Linked DNA regions of Mus musculus: region 2 is linked to region 1. A link is a loop called in an ENCODE intact Hi-C map of the cell type or tissue named here. Cell type or tissue: heart. All regions are shown on one strand. Links, peaks and the distances in the headings refer to the core of each region. The heading gives the core; the rest is flanking DNA. Region 1 holds the start of Tmem39a (transmembrane protein 39a). Region 2 holds the start of Gm36482 (a long non-coding RNA gene).

Region 1 (8,332 bases), core at 260-8,259:
CCTGGTCACTTTTTCCTTCTAAGCTACCTAGGGCAGATCAGGAAGAAGCCCAGGGGGCAGCCCTGAAACACAATAAATTAGAGGAATCCAAAACATCAATCAACAGAGCTGACTCAGCTGATCTGGGTGGCTAGATGGGCAGCCCCTTCTACGCCCACAGCTCCCAAGCACTCAGATGAAAAGAAGGGCCTTCCTTCCACAAGTGGAAGAGGACCAGTGTGTTAGGTCGAGTATAAATGAGTAACTGTACTCCTCTGCTAGAACCTCCACACAAACTCTCAAATATATCAAGAGAGCCTGAAAGACAGGAGTGGTACTGACTCTGGAAACCAAATCAAGACATGAAAAAACTCTTTTAGGGGAAGAAACAATATTCAGGCAAAAATCTTGACCAAACACATGACTAGGTAAAAGTATCTCTGTACTGCTGCATGATCAAGCCTCCAGAGACTCACCCTGAATAAGATCAGCAAAAATAACTCATCCTAACAACACCACTAGCCCTACACCTAGGGCTCAGGGAAAAAAATACCAGAAGAGCAGGCAGAAAGAGTCTCCAGAATACCTGTTGGCAGACACTGTACCCTGGGCAGGATAGGAAAAAACACACCTATGAAACCTCAAGAGTTATGGCTGCCAGAACATGACCAGCAGAGTGTCAAGAGCAGCTGTCACGCCAACATGGACAATGGTTCCACAGTCTCAACCACAGGTGACGAGCTAAGGTCATCAATGACTGCTGAGACGGAGACTGCTTGCCTCCTAGAACCAACTCCTACATAGGATGAGAGGTCAGCTCTAAATACTTATATATGAGCAACACTAAACAGACTCAGTAGGTTGTATATACACATGCACAGATATGTATATACATGTAACAGTAACTAAAAGACCATAAGCTGGGGAGGTCATGGGAGTTGGGTGGTAGTGATGTAAATACAGCGCTCCCATACAAAGTTCTAAAATCAAAGGTCTGAAAACTGGGCATAGTGGTACATATCCGTGTAATCCCAGCACAGAAGACACAGCTAGATCCCTGGAGCTCAAAAGCTAGCCATCCAAGCCTATCTGGTGGCCCTCTTGCCACTAAGAGCCTGTGTCCAGCTTGTCCTCTGGCCTACGCATATATGCACTCATGCATGCACGCGCACACACGCACATGTACTCATATGTGCACACACTCACTCATACACACAAAACTCAAATTCTAGAATCCTCTATAACATGGCACAATTCTTTTTGTTTGTTTTTGTTTTTGTTTTTGTTTTTGTTTTTCGAGACAGGGTTTCTCTGTGTAGCCCTGGAAGTCCTGGAACTCACTTTGTAGACCAGGCTGGCCTCGAACTCAGAAATCCACCTGCCTCTGCCTCCCAAGTGCTGGGATTAAAGGTGCACCACCACACCCGACATAATTCTTAACATTTTTAGGTTACAGTTTACAGTTATTATTAAATCAAACAACCTTTTGCCAGAATAACTTTTAATAATAAATGTGGGGGGGGGGGGCTAAGCTAGGCAGTGGTGGTGCACACCTTTAATCCCAGCACATGGGAGGCAGAGGCAGGTGGATTTCTGAGTTCGAGGCTAGCCAGGTCTATAGAGTGAGTTCCAGGACAACCAGGGCTACACAGAGAACCCCTGTCTCGAAAAACAAAACAATGTTGGGGGCTAAAGAAGAGGAAAAGGCTTATGAGCCCCCACCTCTAACTGAGGAGCTATGAACAGTTCATGGCCCCCTGGGGTGGATAGGTCCGTTTTCTTTAAGGGTGTGGCTCCTGGTAGGTCAACCCCATTTTAGTAGATGGCCCCACAACCAGAAGCAAAAGAACGGGACAAAGTGAACCCAATGGGTCATTTTTTAAGGGAGTTGGAGGATAGAGATGGTCCCATGGTTGAGAGCATTATCTGCTCTTGCAGGGGACCAAGGTTTGGTTCCCAAAATGTACATGGTGGCTCAGAACCATCTAAACCCCCAATAACCTCTTTTGGCATCTAGAGGCATCAGGCATGCAAGTGGTACACAGACATACATGCAGGCAAAACATCGGTACACATAAAAAAATAAATAAAACTAAAAAAAAAAAATTTATGTTAAAAAAAAGAAAAGGAAAGGAAAAGGAAGGAAAAGAAAAGAGAAATGGACACTTCTACTTTGTGGTCCCTGCGTAACATCATTCTACCTGCAAAGAACTCTGAAAAGTGAAACACTAAGTTTTCAGTCTTCAAAGGCAGAATTCCTACTTCAGTGATAAGTTTGATAAGCAAACATTTGAATAGAATTATTTTGTATTAGTCTCACTGATAACAGGCTATTACAAATCATGCCAAGTGTTAAGCATAGAATTATATGTTCTTTACCTGTTCCTCAAGCCCGTCCCATTGCCACAGCCGCCGCCGACCAACGTCTGTATGGAAGGTAAAGCTGACCGGCTTAGCTGCTGCCGACTGGGACCCCGCCTTCTACTGGGCATGTCCAGGAACCAGGTAATTTCCAGTGCCACCTGAAGTTGCCACCCAGGCTGATGACTGTCAACTTATTTCAAATCTGAATAATATTAAAAAAGAAAGAAAGATTGTAACTTTTTCTAGAAGTCAGTATAACAAGCAAATGTTAAAACTCAGTGAGCAGATCTTATAAAATCCAGATTGAATTTTCAAATAAATGTTCCTGTCCCTATATACTGCTTGGATCTGGGGTAAGGTCAGAGGTTTAAATTCTGAGCTCAGCTGTATTCAGCATTAAGGCAACTCCCGGCTGGTGTCTTGTCTTGCTGACTTTTTCTTAAATAAAACAAGACTACAATCTACAAGGTGGCATTCTACAAGAAACACCACAACTTACTCGATTCTAATTTGCAATTTCACATTAAAATCACTTGAAATACAGGAAATATCTCTGTCCAAAATATGAGGTTGTTATCAAGGAATCTGACTAAGATTTGCCGCAGGTTTCTGACCTTGACCAAGTCATTTAACCAGAGTTTGTTTCTTCATTTCACTCAAATGGTTGCCCGTTTCAGAAAAGCTTCTGTAAAACCGCTAAGAAATTAAATGAACGTGCAAAATTAAAGGGCTAAAGAGATCTTCAGGGGGGAGGTGGGCGGACGACGACATTATGTTTTCCTCAATTTCGGCAAACATGGTTCTGCCAACATATACCACGTATTTCCTAAATACGACTAAAAATACTCTGAAAAAAAAAATTTTTTTTTTTGCTTAACATTACTACTGTAGAGGGATCCGAGGTTCCCTAGTCCACTGTAGGCTAACAAACGCCAGGTGGGACAAAGACTCCAAACTGTTAAAGGCAAAGAAAGCTGATCCCTGCTCAATTAAAGAGAAAGTACGGTGAGGGCAAAAGGCTGGGGCGCATCAGCGTAAGATTGTTCGAGGTGGAAGGCGAGAAACCACAAACTTGACTGGACTAAACCTCCAAGACGGAATCACCTAGTGGTCTCAGGCCGGCGGCCGAAAGAGCCGAAGCACGCCAGGGCCGGCGAGATGACAAAGCAGGTTAAGTAAAACTCACGCATGGGACAGGCTGGCCACGGAGAGGGATCCCTGGGAGGAGGCGGCGGCTTCACAGCCGCGACCCCGGGCACCCAAACTCACTCCCTCCTCTAAAGCGCTCCAAAAACAGCTGCCGGGACGCAGGCAGGATCCCACTGGACAGTCGAAGAAAGCTCTCGGGTCGCTAGGTTACCAGACCCAGACCGGGAGTCCGTGCCAGAGCCAGAGCTAAAGTCAGAAGCACAGTCCGACCCCATCACCAAGACTCATCATCCTCAGCCTCCATCGCCCGGGAGCTGAGGAGACGTGGCAGCGCACAGCGATGACGTCAGCTCTGCGTCGCGCTGGCCCCCGGAAACAGGCTTGCGGCCAGCAGAGCTGGCTCGCCCTCCTCCCGGCGCACCTGCGCAGTGGGACTCTCCGGCGCCCGGGCTTTCCGGCCCATACGTGCCCGGCGGAGTTTTTCTGTTTGTTGGTTAGTTTGGTTTTTGGTTGTTTTTTTCCCCAAATTTTCCCTGGCTCCAGTCAGCTAGTGTCTAGAGAAATGCTTGGAGAAGAGAAGGGAAATTCGGAGATGCCACCTAAGATCACGTCTTTCATATGCAAACGACTGTGACAAGCACGTCGGACGCCTGCCCCTTGCAGGGACTGAATATTAAATAATGAACTAGGTAGATAATAGAAATAAAGAATGAGTTCTAGAAAAGTTAAGTCTAATAAATAAGAGAACGCAGCAACAAGCTTCAGTAATGCTGTTAAGAACAATAAATTCACAGTTAGAAGTATATCTGAGCAGAGCAGTGGTGGCGCACGCCTTTAATCCCAGCACTTGGGAGGCAGAGGCAGGTGGATTTCTGAGTTCGAGGCCAGCATGGTCTACAGAGTGAGTTCCAGGACAGCCAGGGCTACACAGAGAAACCTTGTGTCAAAAAAAAAAAAAAAAACGAAACAAAACTACATCTGAGGTCCAGGGATGGCACTAGTGCCAATACTGTAAAGGGTCTGAAGCTCCAAAGATGAGTAAGCTGTTTTCCGAGGACAGTACGTGGTAAATAAAAAGATATGGAGTCTCAATTGTACAGCTTACTTTACCATGCTGAGTTCAATCCCTAGCCTTCACCCTACCCCCCCCCCCAAAAAAAAGATAGGCAGCCCAATGTTGCCCAGAACTGTCAGTAGTTTGATATCAAAATGAAGCAAGCCTGATAGGGCTGGAGAGTTGGCTCAGCAGTTAAAGAGCACTGAATGGTCCTGAGTTCAATTCCCAGAAATCACATGGTGGCTCACAACCATCTGTAATGGGACTTGATGCCCTCATCTGGTGTGTCTGAAGACAGCTACAGTGCACTCACATATATAAAATAAATAAATCTTTAAAGTAGAAAAAGGTAAAATAAAGAAGAATAAGCCTGGTGTGCCGGTGGAGGCCAGGGGGATGCAAATTATAACTACATTGAGATGCCATCTCACCTCAGTCAGATTTGCTATCATCAAGAAAAAAGATAAATAGATATAAATAAATCAAAATGTTGGCTAGGATGGAGAGGAGAAGGATCCTTACTCACAGTTGGTGTCAGTATAGAAAGGTGTAACCACTGTGGCCTTCATGATGGAGGTGTTTGAAAATGAAAACAAACAAAAATCACAATGACAGGACCTGGCTGTACCAGTCCTGACCATATGCACCCAAAGATAGTTGCACATCCATGTTTACTACCGTTTCATTCACAACAGCAAGGAAATTGAGTCAGTCTACATGTGCATCTTCAGATGGGTGGATCATTAAAAAACCCACGATGGTTTTTACTAAGCTTTAAAGAAAAATGATGATAGAACTGGAAAATATTATATCAAGTAAGGCAACAAGTTTGAAAAGAGAAATGCCACGTGTTCCCTCACATATGCATATTGTTTATGTGTGGGGGGTGGGGTGGGGGGGCATGTGAATGCCAGGCCAAGAGTGTGGAGGTCATAGGACAACCTTGGGTACTTTCCACCTAGTCTGAGACAGTTCTCCTTGTTATTGGTTGTTTCGTATGACAGGCTATGTGGCCTTTGAGCTTCTGGGGAGTCTCCTGCCTCTGCCTCCCATCCTCCCACAGGCCTGCTAGAATCAGATGTCTACTACCACATCCAACTTGGCATAGCTCCTGGAGGACTCCTGGCCTCACGTTTGCATCACAAGCACTTTACACACAGCCTCTCCCCAATTGTGCATCTTGAATTGTATACCTGTGTGTTTGTGTAGAAAAGAGTATGGATACCAATCAGGGAACTAGAACTCGACCCAGAGAATGAGAAATGAGGCTTTAAGGAAGCAGCAGGTGAGGGCGGGTGAGATGGCTCAGTGGTCAAAAGCACTGACTGCTCTTCCAGAGTTCCTGAGTTCAAATTCCAGCAACCACATGGTGGCTCACAACCATTTGTAATGGGATCTGAAGACAGCTACAGTTTTTTTAAAAAGGAGGAAAGTGAAGGAGGAAAGGTACTGTACTAGCTGGATGTTAGCAGGACAAGGGGACAACCAAAACTAAGTAGGTGTGAAAATGTGACAAGGACACCCTTTATGGTAATTAAGAAGTAAATTTTTGTTTTTTTGGTTTTTTTTGTTTTTTTTTTTCCGAGACAGGGTTTCTCTGTATAGCCCTGGCTGTCCTGGAACTCACTTTGTAGACCAGGCTGGCCTCGAACTCAGAAATCTGCCTGCCTCTGCCTTCCAAGTGCTGGGATTAAAGGCGTATGCCACCATGCCCGGCAAGAAGTAAATTTTTAGAAAAAAAAATCTGCCAAAGGAGAAAAATCAAAATGAGAATTCCCATGAGATCATCCCCAGGCGTCTATCTTTGTATCAGCTGTAGGATTAGTCAACGTCTATTAGAAACTGTAGCCGCCACCCCCACCCCTGGACTATATATCTCATCTAAATGTCACAACCAGGTTGGAGATAGAGCTTAGGGATAGAGCGCTTGCTTAGCATAAGTGAGCTTCAGAATTAATATTCCCCAGCACAGAAAAAGGAACAAAAACTTCAAGGGGTAGCAGCAGACGTCTGTGCTCTCAGCCCATTGGAAGTGGAGATAGGAAGTTCCAAGACTGCCTTGGTTACAGAAGATCCTACCAAAATAAAGTAAATAAACCCACAAACATGTTGACCGATAGATAGCACACCAAAATCCCATTTTATAGAAGAAACACAAGAACTGAAACCAAACCAATGTTGAAAACAACCTACCTAAACTAAGCCAGAATCCAAAACAGAGGTTTGTCTGACAGTGACCTAGCAACAAAGCAAACCGGAAACCATCCCTTGATGGGACAAGCAACGCCCTTTCTTCTTTACTCTCTGTCCCTCTCCAATCCTTTCTGCAGAAAAGTTGCTTTCCCATAGTTTTCATTCATGCTTTTGTGCGCGCACGCACAGACACACACAGACACACACAGACACACACACACATACACACACACACACACACCTGTCAAGGACTTCTGTACAGAAACCCCAGCTCCATCCCCCTCGCCCCAAAGGCAACATACTCCCTGGAGGCAATGGAGGGGAGTGTAACAACCCAACCTGAAGTTCGAAAGGATGGAATCATGCCTTAAAAAATGATTAATCTGGTTATGTTGGAGGAAGGGGGTTGGGATGGAAGGTGACTGACTAGGATATCTTAGTGTGGGGCTCCCCAGTCAACCCTAAGTGGCGTCTTTTTCATTTGAGAGCCTCTGCAAATGACCCTCGGTTTCCTTCATGAACTGTTTCAATCTGAAAAGAAAATGCAAAGCAAGGCACGAGGGTACAGCAAGCAAGCTCCCCATTTGAGGTGCGAAGCCTAAGGAACTGCTGTTGAGACACCCCCTCCCGCCTCTGGAAAATACATAAGTAAATAGCAGGTACTGACTTCCTGGAGTTGAATTCTACATCCACTTTCAAGGAGAAAACTAGATGGTGATGTAAAGAAAAAGCCCATCTTGGGAACTCCCTGCAATCCCCTGCCTCCTACAAGTCCTTCCACCCTCTGAGCCTTAGAAAGTGGAGCCGTGAGCCGGAAACAGATCTCTATTTCTCTCAAGTTTGGCCTCGAATAAATCTGCTATCTCCACCCCACTCCCTCATCTTCCATTTCTGATGACAGAGAAGCAAGGAAGAGGAACTTTACCTTGCTATTAAAGAATGGCTAATATCAAAATCACTGTCATTAACCCCAGTAACTCCTATTGGGACAGGCAGCAAGTTTGAGGCTAGCTTGAGGATACATATTTATAGCCTTTATTTTCCTCCTTCCCTCCTTCCTTTCTTGGCTTAAGCCACACATAGGTTAAAGATTCTGCTAAGCAGACAACTCTAGCCCCTTTAAGTGACTATTCATTGCCCACCATTCTGTCTTACCTGCCCAAGTCCAGCCTTAGATTGGAGAGGTGTTCTGAGGAAGGAGTGGAGAAACAAAAGACTCTTTGGTCAAATCCTGGGTCTAAGCTAAATCTAAAAAATTCTCTGGATCATAAGACCAGTCTTTTATTTTACTGTCAATTCAGTCATTTACATTTTGATTATCCTATGAATCCAAATCTTGTGACCCTTGCCCCTTAAATAGCAAACACCTTTACTTTTAACCTTGCAAAAGAATTCAGAGTCCAGCCCGTCTCCGTTAAGCACAGATGCTAATAAGGTAGCAGGGTGGGACCAGGTCCTGAAATTACCATTTCTACTACACCTAGTCTGGCCTGGGATACCCTGTACTTGCTGTGTCCCAGGCTGACCTTGAACTCAGAAGTCTGCCTGCCTCTGTATCTGCCTGCCTTTGTATGTTTCTGACAAGCTGGC
Region 2 (8,332 bases), core at 84-8,083, 50 kb before region 1:
GTGCTGAGAGACTGCACACATCAAAGAGAGGATTTGTTACACAATGGAAGAGGCCAGGAATAAAAAAGACAAAACCCAGGAGAGAGAACAAAGTGAATGAACAAAGTTGCAATAAATGCCAGGCTATGCTATCGAATTAGGAAGGGTTCACTTACCCCCAGGTGATTTTTCAAAAGGCTCAAATCCAAGGTGCTGGACCGAACTGTGGCTGTGGTCGTGGGGTGTCTTCTGACAGAGCAGTGTGTCTCAGAGTCACCTAGAAAGTGGCTCACAGCCACCGCAGTTTCTCCAGTCTGTGGCAAGGGTTTTTAAAAGGCTCCCTACACAGTTCTGCCACCCAGCCAAGGTTGAAAGCCACTCGGTTAAGCTCTTAGAACCTACTGACTTGGAAATAAAACCAAGCCATCCAAGTCATGGTGGGATGTAGGGGTAAAAATGAGAGACCCTCTGATGTCAATACACATGGCTCCTGGAGACCGTGACTGTGCCTAGAGTGACTGTTGCCCGAGTGTCTGTTACCCGAGTCACTGTTGCCTGAGTGGCTGTTGCCTGAGTGACTGTTGCTTAGAGTGGCTGTTGCCTGAGTGGCTATTGCCAGTGTGACTGTTGCCTGAGTGACTGTTGCCTGGTGGCTGTTGCCTGAGTGCCTGTTGCTTAGAGTAGCTGTTGCCTGAGTGCCTGTTGCTTCAGTGGCTGTTGCCAGAGTGACTGTTGCCTGAGTGGCTGTTGCCTGAGTGGATGTTGCCTGAGTGGATGTTGCCTAAGTGGCTATTGCCAGTGTGACTGTTGCCTGAGTGGCTGTTGCCTGGTGGCTGTTGCCTGAGTGCCTGTTGCTTCAGTGGCTGTTGCCAGAGTGACTGTTGCCTGAGTGGCTGTTGCCTGAGTGACTGTTGCCTGAGTGGATGTTGCCTAAGTGGCTATTGCCAGTGTGACTGTTGCCTGAGTGGCTGTTGCCTGGTGGCTGTTGCCTGAGTGCCTGTTGCTTCAGTGGCTGTTGCCTAAGTGGCTATTGCCATTGTGACTGTTGCCTGAGTGGCTGTTACCTGGTGGCTGTTGCCTGAGTGACTATTACCAGTGTGACTGTTGCCTGAGTGACTGTTGCCTGAGTGGCTGTTGCTTCAGTGGCTGTTGCCTGGTGACTGTTGCCTGAGTGGCTGTTGCCTGGTGACTGTTGCCTGAGTGCCTGTTGCTTCAGTGGCTGTTGCCAGAGTGACTGTTGCCTGTGTGGCTGTTGCTTAGAGTGACTGTTGCCTAGATGGCTGTGGCTAGAGTTATTATGGCCAGAGTGTCTGTTTCCTGAGTGACTGCTACCAGTGTGACTGTTGCCTGAGTGACTGTTGCCTGAGTGGTTGTAGCTAGAGTAACTGCTTTAGGCAAAGCAGCATTGCTCAGAACTCTAGAAACTAAAACTGAAGTATGGCTAATGGGCACAATTCTAACAAAATCTGTACTCAAAGATAGGCCATGGAAGCCTTTTTTTTTTTTTTTTTTTTTTTTTTTTTTTTTAAAGATTTATTTATTTATTATATGTAAGTACACTGTAGCTGTCCTCAGACACTCCAGAAGAGGGCGTCAGATCTTGTTACAGATGGTTGTGAGCCACCATGTGGTTGCTGGGATTTGAACTCTGGACCTTCGGAAGAGCAGTCGGGTGCTCTTACCCACTGAGCCATCTCACCAGCCCCCATGGAAGCCTTTAATGTAACTTTCCAGTGTGGTCTTTGGAGGAAGCACATAGGTTTGCAATAGTTCTGTGTGTGTGAATAATAAAGGGAGAGTCAGTGAACTCACATATGGAAACAATATGTTAAAATCTACATGACAAGGGGCACATTAAAATTTTGTATGTGCATGTAGAGTATGTTTGGGTGTGCACACATATGTGTGCAAGTACACGTGCCCACACATGTAGAGGCAAGAAGTTAATGCCAGGTGTCTTTTTCTATTGCCCTTCACTTTGTTCTGTTTGAGACATGGTTGCTGACGAAATAATTTTGGCTAGACTGAATGACCAGAAACTCCCACCCCTCAATAGACACACATGCACATACTCCGCACGTGCGCACGTGCGCACATGCGCACGCACACACGCACACACACGCAGCACACATGCAATCTGTCTCAACCTCCCTGCCACTAGGATTGCAGATGCATGCTGCTAGTCTTGGCTTTTCTGTGGATGCTGGGAATCCAAACTCAGGCTGTCATGTTGCAGAGCAAGCACTTTATCTATTGAACCATTTCCCAACCTCCCTTGGGGCATTTTAAAAATTGATTAGCAGTGAATCGTATCAGGAGTTTATTGGTTGGCAGCAGAGAGAAAGACGTGTTTAAGCACATTTAGAAAGCTCAACAAATCAGAGGGGGTAAGGGAAAAAAATGAGGTAGTCACTGAACACAGATGCATAAACTTTGAACCAAATTCCAGACACTGGTTTCAATTTAAGTTTGTTTTATATCAAAATAAACTCCTGAGCAGAAGAAGCCATGAGGGTAGAGGCGTTACCTTTGAGTGAAGGAGTCATCAGACTGAACCAAGAGCACAGAGGTTCCCAGAAGACTCTCAGATGAGAGTTGAGGACGAAGCTCAGTAGAGTTCTTATCTGGTATGCAGGAGTCCCAAGGTTCAATGCCCCGGTACTGCACAAACATGCCTGGAATCTCAGCACTTAAGAGGTGGAGACTGGAGAATTGGATCTTAAGGCCATCCTCGGCTACATAGTGAGTTCAGAGACAGCCTGCTTTACACAAGATTTTATTTTTTAAAACAGTAGGACTTATGGGGGGCACCTCCAGGAGGCCAGATCAACACCTCAGGCAAAAATATCCTCAAAGTATAATCTTGAGCTAACAGATCCAAAGCATTTAGTTACTGCAGAGAGAAGATACCTTGGGATGCTTGGGAGCTATTGATGAAAGCCTTGGAGTTTGAGTGGATAGAAGGGGCTGACTCAGGATTATTATGAAATTACTTGGACCCTGCCCCTTAAGGTCAACACATGGAGGCCAGAGATGGAGAGACATAGGAAACAAAGACAAAGCACGTCTCAGAATATCCAGATGGAGGGACAACAGCCAGGCAGCTTTTTTTCCCCTTCCCCTAGCCCCTGAGGCAGCTTTGGAATAATAAATCAGTTTATGATCCTGTACAAACATCAGCTCCCAGAGGGTAAGACTCTTGGCATGCTATTGAGAGCGAGGAGGTTGGAGGTACTCTGTGTCTTTCTTGGTTGGGCTTGAGGGAGGCCATGGTCGATCCTCCTCCCGTGTGAGTCACAGAGAATCCCCGAGCTCAGGAGACTAAGGGTCTAAGTCCAAACCTCTTAGAAATGAAGAGTTTAGACTAAGGGAAGAAAAAGGGGGGATTTTTTAAAGGGGAATGAAAACAGGCATGAGTTATTACCCAATTTGAGTTAGTGCCAACTCTGACTGCTTCTTGTCGAACAAGCTCCTTTCTTTCCCTGCAGTAGGCTCTAGCTAATCCTAAATGTCATAAGCAGTATGTGTTGTTTTGGTTTGTTTTGTTTTGTGAGACAGGTCCTCACCGTGTAGCCCCTAGCTGGTCTGGAACCTACTATGTGCTATTTTTACTTAGCATTTATTCTAGGTTTTTACTTTGAGTATTTATTCCAATTTAGAACAACACAATTACTTCATAGTCATTTCTCATTTAATCTTAACAACTCTATTGTCTTTTATCCGTGAAAAAGGTATAACCCAATGGGCGTGGTAGTGCATGCCTTTAATCCCATCACTCAGAAGGCACAGGTAGGCAGATCTCTGAGTTCGAGGCCAGGCTGGTCTACAGAGCTACACAGAAAAGCCCTGTCTCAAACACACACACACACACACACACACACACACACACACGAGACAGAGACAGACAGAGACAGAGAGACAGACAGAGACAGAGAGAAGGAAGAAAGGCTGCACATCTGAAGCTACACAGCCACAAACTGCCAGAAGAGAGTGAGACTCAAACCTGGATCTAAATTCAGATTTTACTTTAACAGTGTAAGTCTTCTACTCCTTCTTAGCTTCCAAGTTCTCTTGTTCCTCCTATCGACCTTGACCTGTAAAGAATATCTGTCCCAATCCTGCTTCCTTTGCTGCAAGAGAGTCCCCGAGGCTGTGTAACGTATGAAGAACAGTAGTTCATCGTTCTACAGGTCAGGCAGTCTAAGAACATGGCCATGCTGGCATCTCCTTGACTTCTAGTAAGCTTCTTGTGCTGCTTCAGTGTGGGGTGCAAGAAGAATGGAGACACTCAAGGGGGAATGGAGAAAGAGGGGGCAGACTCTCCCGTAGCTCTCCAATCCCATCAAGAAAGTCATTAAGCTATTTGTGAGGTCTCTGCCCCTTGAGCCCAACTCCTCCCAGCCCTGATGTACTAAAGAGCTAAGCTTCCATCCTGTGGACATCTTTGGATCAAACTCAAGAACTGGGTTCTTAACTCATTCAAACTTACTTCCCCCAAGCCCCATCTATGGTAGCCTACAATGACACATGAAGTATACCAGGTACATAGTCTGTGTTTGGTAGAGATCTGGTTATTGGTGATGTTGGTGGGTGAAATCACATGAGGGACAAACAGTCTACAAATTCCCTGGAGCACAGCCCCTGGGGAAAAGCTGACGGTGACAGCCGAGACATTCTTCCTTGTTGTCCCAAGGTCTTGGTGCTGCTAGATATGGTTGCAGCCCACAATCCTGCTCTCTAATCTACCACATAAGACAGGTTTCCCAGGTCCCATAGAATCTACCCCATGAGCTCATCTTGGTACTTTTTAAAAATCATTTTTACGATATTATTGCTTTGTGTGTACAGATGTTTGCTGAATGCACGTTCATGCAGTGCCCTGGGACGCCAGAAGAGGGCATGAGATCTCTTTGGGCTGGAGTTACAGACAGTTATGAGATCCCATATGAGTGCTGAGAATCAAATCCAAAGTCTTTTGGAAGAGCAGAGCTCTTAACGACTAAGCTATTGTTCTAACTCCTTGAACACTTTTTGTGCAGTTAAACTGGATTCAAGACTTCTCATTTGACAAAATTACAATTTACCTTTATTTGTAAAATATTAATAAAACCTGTCTCTGCCCTCTTGTCATAAGGTCAGTCCCCATTAGGAGAGTAAAGATACATAGAGTGGAGTTGAGGGTAATTTTGTAAGATATAATATATCACTACATGAAAAAGCTTTCTGGAAATTTTTCTCATATGCTTATAGCCTATTTGTTCTGAATGCTTCTTCTTAATTTGCATTCATTAGGGATATTTTTTTTCCTCTTATCTTTAGTGGAAAAGGCTACTATCCGGCCAGCAAAAAGCATGGACTCACTGTGTTCGGTGCCTGTGGAAGGTGAGTTGTTGCTCTGTTTGCTATGAAGTGATACAATGACCAAAGCCACTTATAAAGGAAAGGATTTAATTAAGGACTTGTTTACAGTTTCACATAGTCCATTAGCACCATGGTGGAGAGCATGATGACACTCAGGCAGGCATGGTACTAGAGAAGTTGCTGAGAGCTTTACATCCTGATTGACAGGCAGGAGAGAGAGACAGAGACAGAGACACAGAGAGACAGAGACAGAGAGACAGAGAGAGACTGGACTTGGACCTGTTATGGGCTTTTGAAACCTCAAAACCCACCCTTAGTTACCCACCTCCTTCAACAAGGACACACCTCCTAATCCTTCCCAAACAGTTCCACCAATTAGGAACCAAGCATGTAAATACATGAGCTAATGGGGGTGGGGGAGGCAATTTTCTTTCAAACCATCACAGTGAGATTCTACAACTATTCCCCAGCTGCTTACCCTCCCTGGCTCATCCCAAAGCAAAAATCTAGAACCTCTTCCTTTTTTCAGTCTTCCTTTAGCCACAGAGACTTTTCTCTTAAAATTGGACCACATTCAAGGTCAGCAAGCTAAAAACCTAAGACAGAGGGAACCTGGGCAGAAGGAGGCAAACTCTGGTTTATGCCAGGATGATGATGTATCTGGAATCTGTGAGTGTCCTGGCTGTGAGCTCACAGTGCATCTGTCATCATTTTGAACTGATAGGCTTGTTCACACCAGTAAACCTCGACTGATGTCTGTGATAAAACACCATGACTAAAAGCAACGTGGGGAGGGAATGGTTTATCTTACAACTTTCTCAGGAAAGTCAGGGCAGGACCCTGGAGGCCGAGGCTATGGAGGGGTGCTGCTCACTAGCTTGCTCCTTGTGGCTTGCTTGCTCAGCCTTCTTCCTTATGCAGCCCAAGACCACCTGCCCATAGTAGCAGCACCCATAGTGAGCTGGTCTCTCCCACATCAATCACTAAATTAAGATTTTTGCCCCACAGGCTTGCCTCTAGGCAGTTTGATGGAGGCATTTTCTCAATAGAGGTTCCCTCCCCCAAATGTGTCTACTTTATGTCAAAAACCAACCAGCATTAATTGGGTATCCACTAAGTAGTCCCTGTTGGAATAGATTACATGTGAGTTGCCAAACAACAAAGATGTACATTTGTCCTAGAAGCTCTAGCCTTGGTGGGCAATTGCTAGTATCTCTTCCACATTTTGTTAAACAACCATCAGGTCCAGGTACAAGTTTCTGGGAAAGAGGCTCCGCCATCTGTGCACGCACAGGCTACTAACCACAGCTTGCTCTTCTTCACCAGGGAAAGAAAACAAAGGAAATTTCAGTCGAACAGTCACCACTGGGGGATTTTTCATTCCAGCCACAAAAATGCACGCGAGCAGCACCGGAAGCTCCTGTGACCTCAGCAAGGAGGGTGAATGGGGTCAGGAGGGGATGCCCGCAGGGGCTGAGGGGGGCTGCGAGGTGGGCGGTCAGATCCGGCCACTGCCTGAGCAGCTGAAGGTGTTCCGCCCCATCGGAGACCCTGAGAGCGAGCAGTCCGCCCCAAAGCTTCTCGGGATGTTCTACACCTCCAGCGACAGTCCTGGCAAATCTGTCTTCACAAGCAGCCTGTTCCAGATGGAACCCTCACCCCGCCACCAGCGAAAGGCGCTCAACATCTCCGAGCCCTTCGCCGTGTCTGTGCCACTCCGCGTGTCCGCCGTCATCAGTACCAACAGCACCCCGTGCAGGACACCCCCCAAAGAGCTACAGTCTCTCTCCAGCCTCGAAGAGTTTTCTTTCCAAGGTTCAGAGAGTGGAGGATGGCCAGAAGAAGAGAAGCCCCTGGGGGCTGAGTCTTTTCCAGGTAATAGGGGCAGAAGGCTCTCCTTCCGTTACAAAACACGAGGCTTGACTGGACTTAAATACCGTTTGCAGGGCAATGTGGTGAAGTGGTAGGGATGGTGGGCTCCAGGGCCAGAATAGCTGTTGCAAACCTTGCTCTGTTGTAGATTTTCACCGAGTTAATAACCTGGGCTGCAGCTTCTTAATTTATAAAATCTGATGTCCATAACCATGCCTTATTTGTAAACTTGTGTCAACATTTGGTTAATACATGCAAAGATCTCAGAGCGGTGTCCAGTATAAGTACTCATTAAATGTTACTGTTTCGTTAGCACACACAGTGTCTTAGGGTTTCTATTGCTGTGAAGAGACACTGTGACCACAGCAACTCTTCTGAAAAAGGGAAACATTTAACTGAGCTGGCTCACAGTTTCAGAGGTTTAGTCCATTATCACCATGACAGCATGCAGGCAGACATGGTGCTGGAGAAGGAGCTGAGAGCTCTGCATCCTGATCCACAGGCAGCAGAAGGAAGACTGCCAGGCTAGGCCTAGCTTGAGAACTCAAAGTCGACCTACACAGTAACATACTTCTTCCAACAAGCCCACACCTACTTCAAGAAGGACACACACCTTAATACTGCCCCTTCCCATGGGCCAAGTGCTCACACACATGAGTCTACGGGGCCATTCCTATTTAAACCACCACATACTGTGAGAAGGTCATGGGGTGCAGAGTCAGAGAGCTGGAATTGAGAAAGCTGTGTTTCTGGGTGTATTTATTATTCATCCATCCCTCCTCGTTTCTACCTCTGCAAAGAACAGAGCTAGCAAACCCAGCCATGAGGAAGTCCTTCGTTAGGTTTGACCATCACAGAGTGAGCCAGATTAGATCTGCTTGGGTCACACACCAAGGCTCACAGAGTCTCTGCTGTGTCCAGAGTGAGCAAGAGTTTCTGTTGTTAATCCAGGCTTCTCCTCTTGTAGCCAGGCTGGTCTCCAAGCAAGGATCCCACTGCCTCAGCCTCCCAAATGCCTGGACTACAAGACTCTTTTGATCAACAGTCTAACTTAATCCCCCTACAATGGAATATGGAGAACCCCAACAGAAAGGCTTACTGTTAGTCAAACCAACAGGAT

The links. Peaks named below come from ENCODE experiments on the same cell type or tissue, not always from the same donor. Only the 100,000 strongest peaks of a DNase experiment are listed, where the experiment ranks them.
Region 2: it touches region 1 in a loop (1.9-fold over the local background); 1 of 42 quality-filtered maps calls a loop at or near these places.

Annotation. Positions count from the first base shown.
Region 1 is chr16:38,558,328-38,566,659 of GRCm38, reverse strand. Tmem39a (transmembrane protein 39a) reads right to left here and starts at 3,846. Exons shown (of 9, transcript NM_026407.3): 1 at 3,530-3,846; 2 at 2,359-2,545. The coding sequence starts at 2,471. In heart, for the core only: no CTCF peak of the experiment used is centred there; a DNase peak (open chromatin) is centred at 3,849; H3K4me3 peaks cover 2,160 bases; H3K27ac peaks cover 1,404 bases; H3K27me3 peaks cover 1,382 bases.
Region 2 is chr16:38,607,786-38,616,117 of GRCm38, reverse strand. It overlaps Arhgap31 (Rho GTPase activating protein 31), which reads left to right. Exons shown (of 12, transcript NM_020260.2): 9 at 5,299-5,361; 10 at 6,667-7,215. It overlaps Gm36482 (a long non-coding RNA gene), which reads right to left and starts at 1,143. Exons shown (of 6, transcript XR_003951954.1): 1 at 156-1,143. In heart, for the core only: a CTCF peak has its summit at 4,870 (motif pointing right); no DNase peak of the experiment used is centred there.